2 separate regions of the Homo sapiens genome follow, and region 1 is linked to region 2. A link is an interaction called in ENCODE POLR2A ChIA-PET data of the cell type or tissue named here. Cell type or tissue: CD4-positive, alpha-beta T cell. All regions are shown on one strand.

Region 1 (2,500 bases), 96 kb after region 2:
TTTAGCATTATGAAGTTGACCAAAAGGAAGGAACATGTATGTGACATGGGATGGAAAGGAGCTGAGAAATCAGAAACTGGGCTTCATAAGGAATCACAGCTTTGCCCCTTTACATGGGCAAGAACAATCTTGCTAAGTCTTCAGGTCATCCTGAAAAAGAAAAACAATATTTTGAGGACCTCTTATCTGTGACCTTAGACTCCAGCTATGCTGTCCAGTACGGTAGCCACTAGCCATTTGCGGCTACTGAGCCCTTGAAATGTTACTAGTTAGAATTGAGATGTACCAAGTTTAAAACACACACTGAATTTCGAAGACTTAGTACCAACAAAAAATAAAATGTATCTCAATAATGTTTTATATTGGTTACATTTGAGATGATAATATTTTAATATATCAGAAATAAGCAAAATTGAATTAATTGTACTTATTTCTTTTAACCTTTTAAAATTTGGCCACTAGACTTCAAATTACATATGCAGCTTGCCTTTGTGGACTGCATAATATTTCTATTGGAAACTGATTTGTCTAGGAGACAAAAGATTGTCCTATGGCTTCCCTGTCATGAAAATGGTTTTCTAAAAGGCTCATGGGATGTATAAGAAAGTTATCTCTCTAAGGGTTTCCTAAAAGAGGGGTGTGGCAAGTCTAGCTCAAATAAATGACCCCAGGTTCTGAGGTCCCTTTCCCATCTTCTGTGAAATGTGGATGATGTTGACTATCCCCTGGGCAACTTGTATGGACTGACTCCAGCACTTGGATTGTACTGAACCTCTCTCTAGGTCTCACTTCTGAGGCATACAGCCCTTGTTCTTACTAGATGGATGAGGTGATTTACTGCTTTACCTTTTGAAAGCACTCTGGTTTATTCACATCCATAGTAGGAAATATTTCTGGGTTTGACTCAGGAATAACAGTTGGGCAGCATAACCTACTTGAAAAACCTCATGATTTCTAAAAGATTACTGAAATCGAGTTTTCAAGCACATTTGCAAGGTATGTAGTAACTTTGTCTCAGCCAGAAGTATTGAATTGATTAAAGCAATTAGATGCTTTCTTATTATTCTCTTATCTGTCTTTGGCTTCAGGTTTCTTTTTTCTTTTTTTGGACAGAGTCTCGCTCTGGCACCCAGGCTGGAGCGCAGTAACGCAATCCCAACTCACTGTAACCTCCGCCTCCTGGGTTCAAGCAATTCTCATGCCTCGGCCACCCTAATAGCTAGACTTACAGGCACATGCCACCACGCCCAGCTAATTTTTGTATTTTTTAGTAGAGATGGGGTTTTGCCATTTTGGCCAGGCTAGTCTCAAACTCCTGACCTCAAGTGATCCCCCTGCCTTGGCTTTCCAAAGTATTGGGGTTACAGGCGTAAGCCACTGCGCCCAGCCAGCTTCAGGTTCTTTTTAGCAACGATTGATCTACATTTTCCAGTTGACAGTTCAGTGTTCTCTATGTAGAAGAAAGAAGGAGGATTTGAGGAGTTCTGTTTTTTTTAGACCATTAATATTTCACCATATAGTGTCAGCAGTGAGTATATCTCTTCCTTGTTTGTCTGTTCTGAATACACTGTAGGATTATATGTGTACACACACACATATATGTAAACATACATGCATGTACACCCATATGTAAACATATGTGTATACAGCACATAAATATGTATGTATTTGTAAAAACATATTTAAGTATATAGATATATGTTAGTGGGTATACATGTGATATCTTCTTACATCAAATATTATAAATATGTAGATAGAGAACCAATTTTGATGTCCTTAGCATTTTCTTCAAATCTCATCTTCTTCCAGATTTCAAATGTTCTGTTTGTTGCTTTTACCATTATAATTATCTTTTGTTAACGTCAAATTAGTCAGCACCTGCACTGTTCATTTGAAACATTTGCAAATCACACTGATATCAAATTAAACTAATGTATAATCTATAGCTTTTAAAACAAACCTTTGAAATAGAATTTAAAAGGCTTTTTTGTTTAAAAAAGATTGTACCTGATAAAGAAAAAACAGTATATTCATGGTAAAATTTAGTAACAGGAAATTGTGGCAGGGAGGAGAGGTATTTGTTGCCTGCTCACAGCAGAGTAGTGAAAAAATAAAGGTGCCAAAGTGCTCAGTTTTTATGTAACTGATGATATTTAATTTTCATAGACCACTATTATTAATTGTCTCCCAATCCTTCCCTTCTTCTGGGAATAGCACTACTTACTTTAGGAAACTTCTCTGCCTTGAAGTCTAATTAGATGATTCTGGGGGAACAGACAGCATAGTACCCAAACCAATGACCACTGGAGAGATCACATGAGCAGGTTGGGCCAATGAGAGTTTTTCTCCAGGACTTTTCTAACTGGAATTCATGGAAAAGAGTCAGTTCTTCTCTGAAGGCAAAAGTGAAAAGGATAGACCCCACCATAAGATGGCCACGTGGAAGCAGGCAGTTTGAGAGCATACCACTGACATGCAAAGAGTAGTATATGCATGGAAT
Region 2 (2,500 bases):
GTGATACACAAACAGTTACATTCTTTTGAGGTTCTGATTAGCCTTCCCAAAGGAGGCAATTAGATATGCATCTATCTCAGTGAGCAAAGGGGTGACTTTGAATAGAATGAGAGGCAGGTTTGCCCTAAGTAGTTTCCAGCTTGAGTTCTCCATAGTGATTTTGGAGGCCTAAGATATTTTGCTTTCACAGAATCCTCCCCTCCCCTCCTACCCTACCCTACACTTCCCTTCCCTTCCCTTCTCTCTTTTTTGTCTCGCTCTGTTGCCCAGGCTGGGAGTGCAGTGGCGCCATCTCGGCTTACTACTACCTCTGCCTCCCGGGTTCAAGCAATTCTCGTGCCTCAGCCTCCCAAGTACCTGGGATTACAGGTGCCAGCCACCACGCCTGTCTAATTTTTGTATTTTTAGTAGAGACTGGGTTTTGCCATGTTGGCCAGGCTGGTCTTGGACTACTGACCTCAAGTGATCCGCCCGCCTCGCCTCCCAACGTGCTGGAATTAGAGGCGTGAGCCACCACATCCAGCCCAGAATGCATTTCTTGTGTCACAATGCAAAATGTATTTCTTACCGTGGGTCATGGTTGAAGAAAGCTTAAAAACACAGACTTAGAAGATTAGGGTAGTGGCTATGGAGTGAGAGAGAAAGGGTCAAGATATCAGAGAAATTTCTGAGGTAAAATAGTGAGGACTTATTGACAATTGGATGTGGGGGTAAAGGAGAAGGAAATTAAGGATGACTCACTGGTTTCTAATTTGGGCTGCCAGGGCACATGGGGATATGGCTCAGTTCATTTCCACCAGTATCTCTTGATAGAAAGTATGGAAGCATAGACAAATGAGGAGGGCATTTTTGGAGCTCTTGAGGCACTCCACATAAGTGAAAAAGACTTGTAAACAGGGTATCTTAATAAAACATGGTAACTGCAGTCATAGAAGTATGCATGAGCCCAGAGGCAGCCCAGCGTGGGTGTTCAGAGAAGCTTTCCAGAGAAGACATTCTTTCTGAGATGCGTTTTGAAGGAGAGTTAAAGTCAGCCAGAAGTAGATAGGTAAGAAGGAAACTGACAAGACCAGCGAGAAGGAAGAGCAGGATGTTTATATGAGTCGCTGTGTGTATGCACATAATGTGAGTGGGTGTGTGAGCCAGTGTTGTAAGCAATGTGCTGTTACTAGAACCTTGAGAAGCAAGAGAGGAAGCTGGCTAGGGTAGAGATGGGTTGTAAAAAGCCTTGTCCTTCATGCTAAGGAGCTTAGCTCTTGTGTAAGATATAAAGAGTTACGGGGGTGAGGGGGTGCAGGGAAGGGGAGGGTTATTTGGGGGGGGTTTTGTGGGGTTTGCTTTTTTTGGTTTTTTTTTTTGAGACAGAGTCTTGTTCTGTCGCCCAGGCTGGAGTGCAGTGGTGTGATCTCAGCTCACTGCAACCTCTTTCTCCTAAGCTCAAGCAATCCTCCCATCTCAGCCTCCCAGCTAGCTGGGACTACATGTGCACACCACCCCGCCTGGCTAATTTTTGTATTTTTTGTAGAGACAGGTTTTTGCCATGTTGCTCAGGCTGGTCTCCAACTCCTGGGCTCAAGCAGTTTGCCCGCCTAGTCCTCCCACAGTACTGAGATTACAGGCGTGAGCAACCACACCAAGCCTGGAGGGGTTTTCAATGAGGTTAATAGTGACAAGGGCAAAATAAGGTGACTATTTTTCTTTTTTTCATGTTATAGTCCTCTTTTAAAAAATTATTATTTTAGATTCAGATGGTACATGTGCAGGTTTGTTACATGGGTATATTGTGTGATGCTGAAGTTTGGGCTTCTAATTATCCCATCACCCAAGTAGTGAACATAGTATCCGATAGGTAGTTTTTCAATCCTTGCCCCTTTCCCTCCCTTCCCTCTTTGGAATCTCCAATGTTTATTGCTCCCATCTTTGTGTCCATGTGTACCCAATGTTTAGCTCCCACTTATAAGTGAGAACATGCAGTGTTTGGTTTTCTGTTCCTGTGTCAATTCATTTAGGATAATGGTGACCAGCTGCATCCGTGTTGCTGCAAAGGACATGATTTCCTTTTTTTTTTTTTTTTTTTTTTTTTGTGGTTGCATGGAGTAAGTCTTTAAGGGGAATTAGACTGAAGGTCAAAAGATTGGAAATGGAGAAGTTAGTCTAGGTATGAGTTGCTGGACTGTACTAGGGCAGCAAAAAAAGGTGAAGAGAAATATAGAGAGCTACAGATTGACAAGGCTTGGTTACTAACTGAATATGGAGAACTCTTATCAGTCAGTGTCTGCTCAGGAAAACAGAACCCATGCCAGCAAGTTTAATAGTAAAAAGTTAATTATGGAGAACTTGTTTGAAAAGACATTAGAAAAACTGAAAAGGCGGATAGAAAACAGGAAACTTATAAGGAATAAGGCAGAGCAGGGCTACTACCCCAAAGCTGGAGGGACCAAAGGGACAGGTGGTATTACCGGAGTCCAGGAGCTATGGCTGCCTGGAGGCAGCTGGACCA

The links. ChIA-PET counts read pairs that join two places held together with the same protein. Peaks named below come from ENCODE experiments on the same cell type or tissue, not always from the same donor. Only the 100,000 strongest peaks of a DNase experiment are listed, where the experiment ranks them.
Region 1: POLR2A ChIA-PET joins it to region 2 with 8 read pairs; 18 of 35 experiments call an interaction of 5 or more read pairs at or near these places.

Annotation. Positions count from the first base shown.
Region 1 is chr12:25,279,867-25,282,366 of GRCh38, reverse strand. No RefSeq gene overlaps it. Among named protein-coding and RNA genes, the nearest start is that of KRAS, 30 kb to the right of the region's middle. In CD4-positive, alpha-beta T cell, no CTCF peak of the experiment used is centred here; no DNase peak of the experiment used is centred here; H3K27ac peaks cover 491 bases.
Region 2 is chr12:25,376,244-25,378,743 of GRCh38, reverse strand. No RefSeq gene overlaps it. Among named protein-coding and RNA genes, the nearest start is that of KRAS, 130 kb to the right of the region's middle. In CD4-positive, alpha-beta T cell, no CTCF peak of the experiment used is centred here; a DNase peak (open chromatin) is centred at 1,123; H3K27ac peaks cover 1,693 bases.